Regions from separate parts of the Homo sapiens genome. Here region 1 is linked to region 2. A link is a loop called in an ENCODE intact Hi-C map of the cell type or tissue named here. Cell type or tissue: ascending aorta. All regions are shown on one strand. Region 1 overlaps NPAS2 (neuronal PAS domain protein 2). Region 2 overlaps NPAS2 (neuronal PAS domain protein 2).

Evidence for each region. Peaks named below come from ENCODE experiments on the same cell type or tissue, not always from the same donor. Only the 100,000 strongest peaks of a DNase experiment are listed, where the experiment ranks them.
Region 1: a loop joins it to region 2, with 2.1 times the contacts of the local background. A loop is called at or near these places in 3 of 110 quality-filtered maps.

The regions. Positions count from the first base shown.
Region 1 is chr2:100,873,783-100,881,782 of GRCh38, forward strand. The region is part of intron 1 of NPAS2 (neuronal PAS domain protein 2); the gene reads left to right. Among named protein-coding and RNA genes, the nearest start is that of NPAS2, 58 kb to the left of the region's middle. In ascending aorta, no CTCF peak of the experiment used is centred here; a DNase peak (open chromatin) is centred at 4,409; H3K4me3 peaks cover 888 bases; H3K27ac peaks cover 3,574 bases.
Region 2 is chr2:100,920,760-100,928,759 of GRCh38, forward strand. NPAS2 (neuronal PAS domain protein 2) reads left to right here. Exons shown (of 21, transcript NM_002518.4): 3 at 4,387-4,535. Among named protein-coding and RNA genes, the nearest start is that of NPAS2-AS1, 52 kb to the right of the region's middle. RefSeq lists enhancers at 888-1,182, 4,190-4,259 and a silencer at 888-1,182. In ascending aorta, no CTCF peak of the experiment used is centred here; a DNase peak (open chromatin) is centred at 4,122; H3K4me3 peaks cover 1,147 bases; H3K27ac peaks cover 2,532 bases.

The sequences.
Region 1 (8,000 bases), 47 kb before region 2:
ACAAGTAAGCTCCAAAATCCCAACCGCTATCATACCTGAGCATCATACCTGCCCTGTTCCTCCCCATCATAACTGTCTGTAGCTTTAAAGGCTTAAAGACAGAAATGTCTTCCCATTTTGGTCAACCTGAAAAATAAGAGGGGCTTCTAGAAGCCTTTGTTCAGCTGGCAGTTTTATATATAACCAACTCTTTTTTTTGTTTTTTGTTTTTTTTTGAGATGGAGTCTTGCTCTTGTTGCCCAGGCTGGAGTGCAGTGGCGTGATCTCGGCTCACTGCAGCCTTCACCACCTGGGTTCGAGCCTTCTGTGTAGCTGCCTCAGCCTTCTGAGTAGTTGGGACTACAGGTGCATGCCACCACACCTGGCTAATTTTTTTATCTTTAGTAAAGACAGGGTTTTACCATGTTGGCCAGGCTGGTCTCAAACTCATGACCTCAAGCAATCCGCCTGCCTCGGCCTCCCAAAGTATATATAACCAACTCTTAATTGTTGAGCAAGTAGAGGAAAGTAATGGAGTACAACCCACATGATGGAGCAGAACAACGATTGGTCATGTTTGATTTTGCCATATGCGGAGCACCCCACATTGCCTTGTACAAGGTGGAGGCATAGTCTCTGCTTTACCCAAGAAGCTGAGAATTCTCATATAGCAACTACCACTTAAAAAGATAAAAATGGGCTGGGCACGGTGGCTCATGCCTGTAATCCTAGCACTTTGGGAGGCTGAGGAGGACAGATCACTTGAGGTCAGGAGTTCGAGACCAGCCTGACCAGCATGGTGAAACCCTGTCTCTACTAAAAATACAAAAATTAGCCAGGTGTGGTGGCGCACACCTGTAATCCCAGCTACTCAGGAGGCTGGGGCAGGAGAACCACTTGAACCCGGGAGGCGGAGGTTGCAGTGAGCTGAGATCACACCATTGCACTCCAGCCTGGGGGACAGGAGTGAAACTCCATCTCAAAAAAAAAGATAAAAATGAAGTAAACATCAGTTTTCTGCAAGCGTTCTCACAGCCCTGCAAAATGTGGCCAAGGCAGAGAATGCCCAGAACCCGGGGCCGTTTCCTCCAGGCTGTCTCCTATCCTAGAATTCCAGGGGCTCTCATGCCAGGCCCCACACCAAGGACCCAAGGAGACGGATGGGCCCCGGTGACTGTGGTGGGCCTCATGCTGGATCATTTGTCTATTAAGTTTCTATTTATTGAAAATGAATGTGGAATCCAAGACATACAACAGGTTGATATTTTTATCATTTTTAGGATGAAAAGCTTAAGCCCATGTGCTCTATCCATACAATACAGTGGAATATTACTCAGCCTTGAAAAGGAAGGAAATTCTGACGCATGCTACAACATGGATGAACCTTATGGGCGTTATGCTAAGTGACATAAGCCAGTCACAGAAGGACAAATGCTGCATGATTCCACCTACCTGAGTCACTTAGAGTTGTCAGATTCCTAGATACAAAAAGCAGAATGGTGGTTGCCAAACGCTGGGGAAAGCAGGCAATGGGGAGTTAGTGTTTAGTGGGTGCAGTTTCTGTCTGATGGTTGCACAATAGTGCAAATGGACTTAATGCCATTGAACTGTACATTTAAAGACAGTTAAAATGGTAAATTTTTAATTATATGTATTTTACCACAATTTTTAAAAATAAAATTTTTAAAAATTAAAAGCTTACACACACACACACACACACACACACACACACACACACACACACAGCATGTAGGGATCACACAGATGTGAGCATGATGCCCCAGTGTTGGCATGAGACAGTCGCTTTCCTTAGCTGGTTCCTACACAGCGCGGCTCCTGGACGCGCAGCTTGTCGAGGCTTGAAAGGCGCGGGCAGGGCTGCCTCCCCTTAGCTTTGTAGACCGAAGGTCGTTTACTTTGGCATTTTTAACAAAGATTTAAAGTTTCTGGAATTTGCCAGCCTGCTTGGTCCCGAGGCCCAGATTAAGCAGCATGCACTTTTTTCCTTAAACGCAGAACAATGGCAGACGGCATGAAAGCTTTCCCAGGGTTATTTTTCCCTTGAAGTAACAAAAGGGGAGACGGATGAGGAAAAAACACCCACATGGAATCAAATACCGCAGAAAGCAAACTTCAAGCCACGTGATATTAGCACAGAAGGGAAATGGGAGGATGGGTTAAAACCGTGTGAAGTGCTCAGAGTTCTGAAGTGAGGGCTCTTAAGCTATTTTTAGCCTCAAAAATGCTATAAATCCTGTTATCCCATTACACTCCAGTGGATCGAATTATTTGCTTTTCTCTACCTTTACCACTCTAATTTTTTTTTGTTTGAGTAAATGAGAGCAGGCCTTCTCAGAGGCAGCTGACATCAGACAGAGACTTCCTTTGCGGCCTCTCTGGTTCTGTTCCTCTCTTCCCCGTAGCTGGTATTTGTAGTGACACCTGGGAGCCACAGATTTGCTTAGCAACCTTTCTCCAGGGTGAACAGGGTATTCACAACTCCTGAACCAAGGCGTGTGGCTGGTATCATTTTGTGGGGCCAGAACGCATTGCGTGGAGAAATTCAGTGATGACCTGGTCCCCACGCCTGCTGCTCAGGGCCCCATCACCCTCGTGACTGTCAGTGGTGCTGCTTCCCACGTCTCCTAAGAGGGCTTCAGGAGAACGTAGAACGAGGTATCTGTCTCTTCCTTTCGGACCTGGCCTTTCCATTTGGCCATATGTCAGAATTTCCAGCTGCCCTAGGGGCCCAGGAATCTGTATTTTAGTTGCTTTCCAAATAATTCTGCTGCCCAGCTGTATTTGGAGACTATAGCCTTAAATCAGTGATTCCCCGTCAGTGGTGACTCATGAAGAGCTTAGATGTGGGCCTGGTGTGTGGTTGGTGGCAAGGGGAGTCTTTCAGATCCCTTCTGCTTGTTGCTGTTGGTGGCAGGAGCGTGCATGTTATGGTGGCTCAGGCCTAATCCCATCTGTTTGGGCATCTCGCCTGTCTGGAAAACAGGTCCCGGAGCCATGCACACCAAGCTCCTAGGGAAGGCAGAGAGCACTCCCCGACTCTTAACAAAGACATGTGGAGGTGGACGTCTGCCCTTAAGCACTCAGGGTTCAAGAAATGCTGCAAAGAACAAGAGCTGCAGCCACCAGGAGATGCAGGTGACTCCCATGGACCAGAAAAAGGACAGAAACATGACAGAAAACTGGTAGAAGAACCAAAGAGGTTTGGCATTTCACAGGGCACCTGACTCTGGAGCCCACAGTCACCCTCCTCGGGGCCCTCTCCATCAACGTCATGGATCAAGTTCCTCCTGATGACCAAGCCACCAAAGAGAGCTGATGGTTATGTTCAGTTGACTCTGCTGAGGCAGTCAGGGCAGTGTGATCTCCTCCTGGGAATTGCTGTATTTGAAATGATTGAAATAGGCTGGGCGCAGTGGCTTATGCCTGTAATCCCAGCACTTGGGAGGCTGAGGCAGGCGGATCACGAGGTCAGGAGATCAAGACCATCCTGGCTAACACAGTGAAACCCCGCCTCTACTAAAAATACAAAAAAATTAGCCAGGCGTGGTGGCAGGTGCCTGTAGTCCCAGCTACTCTGGAGGCTGAGGCAGAAGAATGGCATGAACCTGGGAGGCGGAGCTTGCAGTGAGCCGAGATCGCGCCACTAGAGTGAGACTCCGTCTCAAAAAAAAAAAAAAAAAAAAAAGAAATGGTTGAAATAAGAGAGCTTTCTGGAAGAGTTGCTTCTAAAGATTGTTTTTCTTTACAGTTGGAGCCATGCAAGCATTGGCCAAGCAGCCTTCAGCCTCCCCTCCCCTCAGGTGGGCTCACAGCCCCAAGGGTTTTCACGGGGGACCTTGTCACTTGAGAGTATCCTGTGAGTGTCATAGCACCCATTTTACACAGCACCATGTGCATTTTCTGATATGTTTTTGCACCCTGTGATTACTGTTCCAACCTTCATTGGTCAATTGAATATGGCGTGACTCATCACCGAAGCAGCTTGGCTTGGCATCCCTCTTAGGGAACCCCATCATTTGGCTCAAGTGCAGCCGTGTCTTCAGCCGGTGCATCCTTTTTATTTCATTTCACATACTGCCTTGTAAGAATGCCAAGGACCTTCTCTTGTACAATACCAGGGACCAAGTAAAATGAAATTATCAAACAGTAAACATGGCTGAAACACTACATAAAAAGTGCTGGAAACTTATAGTCTGGGGCCTGCAGAATTTATCAGTTACGTGTGGTATAGCTAATACCAGAGTGCTGTTCTTTGTAGGCCCCGTGGACCTGCCGTGATTGCAAAAAGTGGTGACGAGTCAGCATTCCCCTATGTCCACGGAAGGTTGTTTGGCAGCAGCTGAGACAAGCAGCCTGTGACAGAAGACAGCCTCCAGGGACCAGGTCAGTGCGTGTGGCCGTGCAAGGAGCAGTGGCCCTGGCTCCAGATGCTAGGGAAAGCTGGGCAGAAGGCAAAAAAATATAGAGGACTGTCCGAGGAGCTCGGGAGGGAGCCAGGAGTGAGGCAAGCAGCATTCCCTGACATTTCTGCCTAAGCAAGGGCTCTGCAGGCCAGGAGGAGACTGTCACCCACAACGGAATGTCCTTCTTTGGAAGCAGCTGAGGACCTGGAAAACCAGCAGTTCCTCTTTCCAGCGTTGGACAAGGACATGAGAAAGACCCACAGCAACAAGCTGGAGAATAGCTCCCTCTGTGACATTGAAGCAAGAAGAAAAGGCATGGAGAGATTTGGCTACTTTGTTTGTTCTTCTAAAGGAACACCTGGTTTTAACCGTCAACTGAAATGGCCGTGTGTGGTACATTAAGTTCAGTAAGAATATACACTTTCAGCTATCTGCTAACAGAATCAAGGTAACTTTGCGGTTTTGTTTCAAAAAAAGTTTTCTAATTTTGGTGGCATTGATTTTGTAGATTCTCACTGATACCCAACTATAAGGGAGAGATGTTTACTTGTTTGAAATTCATCTGAGTCCAAATAATATAACCTGGGTTTTAAACGTTCACCGCTAATTTTTTTAAAGACACTGTAAATTATTTAAAAGAAAATGCCTTCTGGCCAGGCACGGTGGTTCATGCCTGTAATCCCAGCACTTTGGGAGGCTGAGGCGGGTGGATCACTTGAGGTCAGGAGTTCAAGACCAGCCTCGCCAACATGGTGAAACCCCCATCTCTACTAAAAATACAAAAATTAGCCAGGCATGGTGGCATACAATGTAATCTCAGCTACTTGGTAGGCTGAGGCAGGAGAATCACTTGAACCTGGGAGGTTGCAGTGAGCGGAGATCGCACCACTGTGTTCCAGCCTGGGCGACAGAGCGAGACTCTGTCTCAAAAAAAAAGAAAAAAAAAAAAAGCCTTCTAAATATTTTCATGAAGGTGCAATAGATCTCCAGGGCACATGTTGCTAAACATGAATCATTTGCTTCATTGATAATTATATTTTAAGATAAATGTTATTGTATTTAGGGTTTACAACGTATTACGGGATATGTATAGACAGGAAACGGGTTACTATAGTGAAGCAAGTTAACATATCCATCATGTTACAGTTACTTTTTTGTGTGACAAGAGGAGCTAAAAATATACTTATTTAACAACAGTTCCTAATGCACTACAATGTTATTAACTACAATCCTCATGTTACTCTAGCCTTGCTGACCCCCCCTCACCTGCTACTTTGTATCCTTTGAACTCTACTTCCTCCTTTTCTCTCTCCCTTCCTTCCATCCGTCCCAAACCCCTGGTAACCACTATTTTCTTCTCTTATCTCTGTTTTTTTAATTCCGCATGTAAGTGAGATCATGCAGTATTTTTCTTTCTGTGTCTGACTTACTTTGCTTAGCATAATGTCCTCCAGGCCCGACCATGTTGTGGGAAATGGCAGGACCTCCTGATTCCCTTTTTAGAGACAGTGCTCACTGTGGCCAGGCCTTTCTTAATATCGTGCTTCACACTGGATATGGTGCTGTGTTCTTTGCAAAAGGATTTCACTTTTTTAGGTTAAAAAACAACCATCAACAAGGGACAAGATGTGTCCTAGCAGCCACTCAAGGAGAGAGGCTCCGAATCAGTGGTCAGGAGAGTCAGCTCTGGGGTTGGCCACTGGTGGCCTGCACGGCTGAGGGCTGGTCCCTCCACACAGGGACACCGGGCCCACTTCTGAAAACCACATTTCAGGGTGTCTTTGACAGTCAAGAAGTGGGGAGCAACTGAAGATATTTGGCCTGAAATGGGGGACCTCTGGGGGGGACAAGATCACTCTGCTCCAATATCTGAAGGCCAACTGCATCCCTCGGATGGCTTTAATTTAAAAGAATTCTTTTGAAATAGAAAATAACAAGTGTTGGTGAGCATATGGAGAGATTGGAACACTCATACATGGCTGGTAGGAATGTAAACTGGTGCAGCCGCTGTGGAAAACAGTTTGGTGGCTCCTCAAACCGTTAAAACATAGAATTACCATATGACCCAGCAGTTCCACTCCTTGGTCTATACCCAAGAGAAATGAAAACATATGTCCCTGCAGAAACTTATGTTAACTTATGAACAATGTTCACAGCAGCGTTATTCATAATAGCCAAAATATGGAAGCGACCCAAGCACCCATCAGTGGATGAATGAAGAAAATGTGGTACCATATGTATATATATAGGAATATTATTCAGTCTTAAAGAGGAAGCAAATTCTGAAATATGCCCGAATGTGGAGGGACCTCGAAAGCATTATGCTAAATGAAAGACGCCATGGCAAAAGGTTGTATAGTCCCTCTCTGTGAATATCCAGAAAAAGAAAATCCCTTGAGACAGGGAATTGGGGGAGGTGGGAGTGAGAGCATAGCTCAGTGGGTACAGGCTGTTTCTCTGAGGAAATAAGAAGGTTTTGAATCCAGAGAAAGGTGGTAGTTGCACAACATTATGAATGCAGTGAACACCACTGAATTGTACATTTTTAAATGGTTAATTCTATGTTATGTGAATTTTACCTCAATTTAAACAATAATCTGAGGGCTGTCATTCTGTGTGACCCCTGGACATATGGCAAGAGGAAATGAGTAGAAGCTCCAGGAGCACAGCAGGGAGGAGGGAGAGCAGTATTTTTGCTCAGCAGGAAAAACTGACTCATAAATACAACTAGTAGGAAATTGAAGAGGCCGCCCAAGAAAGCAGCAAGTGCAGGGGACTGTAGAGTGCCTGTCGGGTGCTGCACTCAACCCCGAGAGCAGCAGTTCTCACCCCGAGGACACGTGGGATTCACTTGGTGGCACAAGAAAGCCACACTTGGGCCCCACCCCAGGGATGCTGACGCTGTTGGCCTAAGGTGTGGACTGGGCATCCGGACAAAGGCCCCTGGTGTCTTAGCTTTAGGTGGAAACAGATGACCTTTTGTGTCCCTCCCATCCTACCTCGGCCCCAACAGGGATTTCTGTTTTAATGACTGTGGTGCCTGCGAGCCTAGGATCATCACTGTTCAGTGTGAGTGGTGTACCCACAGCATCCGCCTCACCTGGAAGCTGGCTGGGAATGCAGCGTCTCCCCTCCCCACCCCCGCCCAGTCAGAATCCATACTTTAGCAAGATCCCAGGGGACCTGTGTGCCCATCTGAGTTTCAGAAGTGCTGCTGGGCCGGGGCATGGGGGCTCACCCCTGTGCTCCCAGCACTTTGGGAGGCCAAGGCAGGCAGATCACTTGAGGCCAGGAGTTTGAGACCAGGCTGGCCAACGTGGCGAAACCCCATCTCTAGTAAAAATACAAAAATTAGTCAGGCGTGGTGGCAGGTGCCTGTAATCCCAGCTACTCGGAAGGCTGAGGCAGGAGAATCACTTGAACCCAGGAGGCGGAGGTTGCGGTGAGCTGAGATCACAGCACTGCACTCCAGCCTGGGCCACAGAGTGAGACTTCATCTCAAAAAAAAAAAAAGTGCTGCTGTCGATCTTTATTTACAAGACACTTCGAGGTGCTTTTCCTCATTTTATCTTCTGAACAATCGCTGGTTTGTTCAGC
Region 2 (8,000 bases):
ACACATGGCACTTGTGCGTACGTGTTCTTGGCCAAGCGAAGGGGCAGGGAAGCACAATCCTGCTCTCTCCAGAAGACAAACTGGAAATATTTGGTGAACAGCAATCCTAACACCACAGGTGACCACGACAGTGGGAAAGGCCACTCCTCCTAGGAGCTGAAGCGAAGGTCGCAGTCTTCCCTTGATTTCCCGCAGTACCCTTCCCCAACGGGGAACACAAACACCAGCCTCCTGTTAGTGTGTGGCACTGTTTCTCTGCACGGTGTGCTTAGTTTTTGTGCTATAAACTCAAGCAGCCAGAATTAGTCACTCTCAGTTCTGTGTTCCCAGAACACTGGGTCCGTAGGTCCATAACAGATCCCGCCACAGTGATTTGGAGGGAGCTGTAGGAAGTGGCAGGAGGGTGCACGGCCTCACAGCGTGGGCACTGGAGCCAGCCTGTGGCACCACTTCCCAGACCTGTGATGGTGGTGAGTTACACAGCCTCTCAGTGCCTCGCTCCTTCCCCTTGGAATGGAAATGCAATAGTACCTGCCTTAAAGGGTTGCCATGAGAATTGAAGGAATGAATGGATGTAAAGCTCTTAACATGGTGCCCGTTACATACATAGTAAGTGCCCAGCAAATATTCCTTGTGTAACCAGACCCAAACTCCCCAAGATGCCCGATGATGGACGCTTCAGAACCAGATAACTTGGGGTTTTTGAGCCCCACATTCAAAAATCAATATCCATGTATATTTAAAACACACACATACCTTCCCTTCCTCCCTCCCTTGGTCTCTCTCTTACTCTCTCTTTCTTAAACTCAATAAGATGATGACAAACAGCCCAACTGGAAAATAGGCAGAAGATTTGAACAAACGCCTCACAAAATAAGATACATAAATGGCCATTAAGCATGTAAAAAGATGTTCGACATTACTAGTCACTAGGAAAATGCAAATCCAAGCCGCAGTAAGGTAACATTTCAACGGCTAAACATTTCAATGCACTGTATGTCAGTGCAGCCGTGTCTTATCAGGTTAAACATACGCTTAGCAGATGACCCAGCAATTCCATGCCTCTGTATTCACCCAAGAGAAATGAATGCCTATATCTACACACAGATCTGTACATGAGTGTTCAGAACGGCATTATTCTTATTACCCCTGAACTGGAAATGAACCAGATGTTGTGGCATATTCATACACAGGAATGCTAGTCATCAGGAAAAAGGAATGGGGTGTTAATATGTGCAGCAACATGATGCAACTCAAAAATGTCATGCTAAATCAAAAAGACTGTATACTCTGATTCCAGGTCTGTTAAATTCTAGACCAGGTGAAACTACACTACCAGCAGATCAGTGGTTGGTTGCCTGTGGCTATGGCTGGGGGTGGGCGGATCAATCACAAAGACACAGGAGAAACCTCTTTAGGATGAAGGAACTGTTGTTTATCTTGATTTTGGTGGTAGTTACCCAACTAATACACCAAACTATGCACTAAAATGGATGAATTTTATTGAATTTAAAAAATGCCTTATAACTCCAAAGCCTGGCCAGGCATGGTGGCTCATGCCTGTAATCCCAGCACATTTGTGGAGGCCGAGGCTGGTGGATCACCTGAGGTCAGGAGTTCGAGACCAGCCTGGTCAACATGGTGAAACCCTGTCTCTCCTAAAAAATACAAAAATTAGCCGGGTGTGGTGGTGCATGCCTGTAATCCCAGCTTCTTGGGACGCTGAGGCAGGAGAATCCCTTGAACCCGGGAGGTGGAGGTTGTAGTGAGCTGAGATCGCGTCACTGCACTCCAGCCTGGGCAACAAGAGTGAGACTCTGTCTCAAAAACAAAAACCCAAAGCCTGGTTGTTGGGGTTGTTGGAGTGTCTTTCAAAACCTTCGTCCCAGTGTCTGTGTGTGGTGGTCTCGGGGCCTGCCGAGAGGACCTTCTTTTTGGAAATAAGGTCATTCCAGGCTCATTTTCTTTCTCTTGCCTGATAGCAGTGGAACCAGCTGACAGCGACCAGTTTCCAGTGGACACCACAGTGTGTCCCAGCCGGAGGCGGATGGAAACAAGCTTGTGTCTCTGTCACTAACGATAGGAGCCTTCGTCGGAGTTGCTACCAGGCCATGTTGGTCGTCATTACACCCATTGAAGACGAGAACAGAGCAGTAATGAGCTGGGTGTTATCAGCTCACAAATAATTTATAATGGGCAAACTAGGACAGGAACAGAGCTTTTTTTGGCTAAGGAGGTTGCATGTCACTCTTTAAAATCTAGGCCAAAAAATTATTTATAATGCATAGACATTCACTCTGAAAGTTAAAGGATTCCTTTCTTCTCTCCCATGTGTTTGAACATGGTCTTTTAGCCTGGACTAGCAACAAGACTCCGCAACATCTTGCTGCCACGCCTGCAGTTAGTGTGTGATGTGAGAGAGTGCAGGTAAAGAGAGTGGCTCGGCGAGGGACAGGGCCTTTGTAGAAGGCCAAGAACAGACAGGGAGGAGGGGAGAGGCAGGAAAAGACCCCTAGGTAAAGGGTAGTGACCACACACGTTAGCTGAGCTTTGAAGAATTGCCCAAATGTTATCAGGAAACAGCCTAAACTGAGATAGGACCGGTAAAAGATGGGTTGTGAACATGTGTGTTGAAATAAAGGCAGGTTGTGTGCAATTAGGCAGGGGCAAACTGAGTGGTTATGGTCCTCGTGATGTCTAGGGAAAGGGTTTTGGAAATACGTCCTTTTGTGTCCAAGGGCTGTTTATTGATACTGTTACCTATAGATACTTACACCTGCTCCAAGGGAGGTGAATCAGAATCCAGCAGCACACTCTGTCCTGACCACACATTGGCCAGGAGCCTCCTGGTGAAGGATTTGCTCCCCTGAGAACCATGACCCCGGGCCCAAGGTGCCTGGAAAAGCAGCAATGTTTTATGGGCCTGGCCTCTGGGGCCCCTGTTCTCTCTCAGAGAGTTGACTTCTGGAACAAGTCTGTCTTCAGTGAACTGGGGAGGAGTGAGCCAGCTTTCTCAGCCCTGGATCACCTTCAAATACGTGGATTGTTGATGAAGGGCCTGTGGCGTGTCATTGAAGATGGAGGCCCCTCGAGTAGCACTGCTTCCGGACTTTTCAGGAGGGCTTTTTGCATCACGTGTTCCTTGTTCGTTGTTAATTAGAGCATTCCTGAGAGCCACGATTCCCTACTCAAGTTCCTGAGGATCTCAGGGTCCTCAGAGGTGCTTGGGTGGCTTGGGGGAGGCCCCTCCTCTCTAACCAAGCAGCTTCCCTTTGATCTCTCCTATAAGTGTGCAGCACAGGGTGTCACTTATTTAAAATAGACTTTATTTTTTGGAGCATTTTTAGGCTCACAGACAAACTGAGTGAAAGACACAGAGCGTTCCCATATCCCCCTGAGCCCTCCCTAGACACACTCAGCCTCCCCCATTATCAGCATCCCCCACCAGAGTGGTGCATTAGTTATAGCTGATAAGCTTACACTGATACATTGTTACCATTCAGAGTTAACATCAAGGCACACTCTTGTGTTGTACATTCTCCAAGTCTAGACAAATGTGTTGACACACATCCACCAGTATGGTGTCATACAGAGTGGATTCACTGCCCTAAAAATCCTCTGTTCATCCCTCCTAACCCCTAGCAACCACTGATCTTTGTGCTGTCTCTGTAGTTTTGCATTTTCCAGAATGTCATATACTTGCTATCATACAGTGTGTAGCTTTTTCAGACTGGCTTCTCCAACTTAGTAATATGTGTTTAACTTTCCTCCATGTCATTTTAAAAAGTGTTCGTCTGCTCTTAGCAGCTTGACAGCCATGGTGCAGTACCTGTCATACCTCTGCCCTGGGTCTGTACAGCCCTGGCTGTTGTAGGCAGGGTGTGTCTTGCCTCCCCCAACAGGGCGATGAGCTCTTTGGAGCAGGGGCCAGGACATATGCACTGGTGGCACACGGGATACCTGGCCACCCCGTGGGCCCTGGAACCAGGCTGGGTGTTCTGGATTGAAGGGGACTTGGTTTGAGTCTTAGGAAGGGCTCTCCGAGCACAGCCATCTCAGTCAGCAGTGTGTCCTTTGCTCTCTGAAAGTGAAAGCTCTATGAGATCCGAATGAGCAGCATCCGGCCTCAGAGCTAATCTGTCAGATTTTGCGTCTGAGTCAGAACTTACTGGTTATTAATGCTGTCTGTCTTTGTGGCCAAGAGTCTAGCAAAACATTTTCTATCCTCCTGCCTTGGAAATGTGGCCAGCGTGACCTTCCTGAAAGAGTTTTTTGATAAGATAGATGATCACAATAGAATGTGCTCTAATAGAAAGTGCTTTTGTTTCATCACAAAGCCTTTGTGACGTGGAATGTTCCAGTAACCTGCTCGTTTTGTGTTTACAGAGCTTCTCGAAACAAGTCTGAGAAGAAGCGTCGGGACCAGTTCAATGTTCTCATCAAAGAGCTCAGTTCCATGCTCCCTGGCAACACGCGGAAAATGGACAAAACCACCGTGTTGGAAAAGGTCATCGGATTTTTGCAGAAACACAATGGTAAAGGTCACCCTTCTCTCTGTTTTTTTTCCACCCTGCCCCGTCCATGTGGTGATGACTTCACCAATCTGGGCTGCCTGGTTGGTTTTGTCTCCCCAGCCAGGCCCAGCCTTACCGGTCGAGGGCTTCCCATTGTAAAGACACTCCACCCTCTATCAGCCCGTCTCTGGCTGGGTGGGGAGAGGGCACACACCTCCCAATTGCATTATAAGCCAGACGAGAGAATCCAAAACAACCTCACAGGTAGCACCCAGCCGAAGCAGCGTGGCATTCACAGTGACAACATCTTGATCAAAAATCCCTGGAACAAGTGTCTTTTATTCAATGCTGAACAGATGCAGTGGCTGAATACTCACTTCCTGTGGGATCAGACTATGTGGGCCTTTTCATCCCTCTCTGCCACTGCCCTCGAACTCTTTGGTCTTTTGCGCTACATCATGAAAAAATACATTGAAAAGAATTTATTTTCTTAATGTCACATTCATTCTGTTTTTATTGAGATATAATGTTTATACCATAAAATTCACCATTTTAAAGTGTAGAGTGCAGTGGTCTTCAGTATATTCACAAGGTGGTGTAACCATCACCACTCTCTAATTTCATCATGCCAAAAAAGAAACCCTGTATCCATTAGCCATCATTTCCCATTCTTCCCCCTCCCTCCAGATCCTGGCAACCACGAATCTGTTTTCTGTCTCCATCAATTCCCCTATTCTAGGCATTTTATACAAGTAGAATCATACGGTATGTGGTCTTTTTGTATCTGGCTTCTTTCACGTAGCATCTGTGTTTTAGCATGTGTGAGTACTTCATTCCGTTTCATGGACCAACAATATTCCATTGTATGGATATATTAATATCATATTTTGATTAACCATTCATCAGTTGATGGATATTTGGGTTGTTTACAATTTTTGGAAATTATGAATGATGCTGCTGTGAACATTCATGTACAAATTTTTGAGTTGATATATGTTTTCACTTCTTTTGTTTGTATTCCTAGGAGGGGAATTGCTGCATTAAATGGTAGTGTTTAGCTTTCTGAGGAACTGCCAAACTGTTTTCCAAGGTGGCTTGTACCTATTTATATTCCCAGCAGCAATGTATGAGGGTTCCAATTTCTCCACATCCTTGGCAACACTTATTACTGTCTTCTTTTATTATGACTATTATTAATATAATCTCCCTAGTGGGTATGAAGTGATATCTTATGTGACTTTGATTTGAATTTCCCAATAACTGATCATGTTTTCCTTTTCGTGATCTTTTCATGTACTTATTGGCTATTTGTGTATCTTCTTTGGAGAGATGTCCAAATCCATGGCCCCTTTTTAAATCATTGATTTTTCTTTTTATGCTGGAGTGGTAAGAGTTCTCCATGTATTCTAGATACTAGACCCTTATCTGGTATAGAATTCGAAAATATCTTCCCCCATTCTGTGGATTGTCTTTTTACTTTTCAAGTGATACTCTTTGACACACGAAGGTTTTAAATTTTAATCAGTTAATGTCAAATTTATTTTTTTCTTTTGACTACTTGTGCTTGAGGCATTCTATCTAAGAAATCATTGCCTAATCTAAGGTAATGAAGATTTATATCTATGTTTTCTTCTAAAAGGTTTATAACCTTTTTTCTTTTTTTCTTTCTTTTTTTTTTTTTTTTTGAGACAGTCTTGTTCTGTCACCAAGACTGGAGTGCAGCGGCGTGATCTAGGCTCACTGCAAGCTCCGCCTCCAGGGTTCACACCATTCTCCTGCCTCAGCCTCCTGAGTAGCTGGGACTAGAGGTGCCACCACACCCGGCTAATTTTTTCTATTTTTAGTAGAGAAGGGGTTTCACCATGTTAGCCAGGATAGTCTCAATCTCCTGACCTCGTGATTCACCCGCCCCGGCCTCCCAAAGTGCTGGGATTGCAGGTGTGAGCCACCACGCCCAGCCTAAAAGGTTTATAATTTTAAACTGTAGGTTAAGCATAGATATTTGATCCATTTTGTGTTCGTTTTTGTAGATGTCGTAAGGTGGGCTATGAAAATTCATCCTTTTGCATGTGGATTTCCAGTTATCCTGGCACTCCATTCTTTTTCTAACTTTGTAATACTTTATAAAAGTAACACATACAGAGAATATACAAATCATAACTGTACAGTTGAATTAATTATCACAAAGCAGACACAGCCAGGGAACCAACGACCCAGGTCAAGAAATAGAAGCTCCTTCCTGTCTTCCTCTGCTTTCCCAAAAGAAGGAACCTCTGTGCTGACTTCTAACCCCATAGGTTGCTTTTGCCTGTTGGAACCTTATTCAGATGGAACCATGAATTATACACATGATGTTTATGAGATTCCTCCCATTCTTCCCATGCTATTGCTAGTTCCCTTTCATTAGTGTATAGTATTCCATCACACGATCACCTGCATATGCCACTTGAACTCATCCTTGAGCTCACATCTTTCTCAAATCATTCTCTCTCCCTTTTCCTCTCCTTCAAACACTTTTACCTGTTAGTGTGTGGTCACACCTACCCTGCCAGTCACCCAGGATGTTACAAAAAGTCACAGAATAGTTAAGAGGGCTCAGAACCTATTAGCAAGCAGGAAGAGCAGAATTCTTTTTTCTTTAATCATGACACCAAACATAATAAGTCAGAAATGTCAGAATTAGTGAGGAAATAATTACAGTTCTTCCATGCAGGCAGTGATGTGTCTCTTCCACTGAACATTTTCCTAGACAAGATGATTTCATAAAAGAGGGTGCGGCTGGGACATCAGAAAGTTTCATTATACTTCTTAGTCTTTTATTATTTCTTTGATGATCATATATACCTATTAAAAATGTGACAGTGATGATATATCCTCATATTATTTTTTCCAAAGCTGCCCAGGAGAGAGTAAAGAACATGTTAATTGCTTTTGTTAAAAGTCAGGAAAGACCAATCAAGCAGGATTGGAACGAAGTGTTACAGCAGTATTTGATTGCCCTGATAATTTAATCAAATGGTTATATTTCCTAAATAATGATTTAGCCAAGTGAAATAGCAGGTTGGTTTGATTGCCAAGATATTTTGTGCAAATTACTCAAACTAGGTCATTGCCACCGAGAAGCAGGACAGCTGTTAAATAGGACAGCTGGGATCAAGTTCATCAGCCTGACATTTATGCCGGGCTCTGTCCACTGTGGAATTACAGAATTGTCAAATCTGGGCCCTGGAAAGGATAAGTCAGCAGAAATGCAGCCTCCAAATACCGGGAGAGCCTGCTTCAGCTCGCCTTTTTCATAAGATGAAGGCCTACTCCGCACAACCTGCTTAAACACAATGAGGATCATGCCAGGATCTCACTCATCTCTGTGATTTCATATTCAAAATAAAGCAGAAAATTCATGGTACGTTTTTTGGGGAAGTAGAGTTGTTGGAGCAAAACTTGGATTAAAGCAAAAAACAAAGCAATCACTTTCCTTTACTTGCA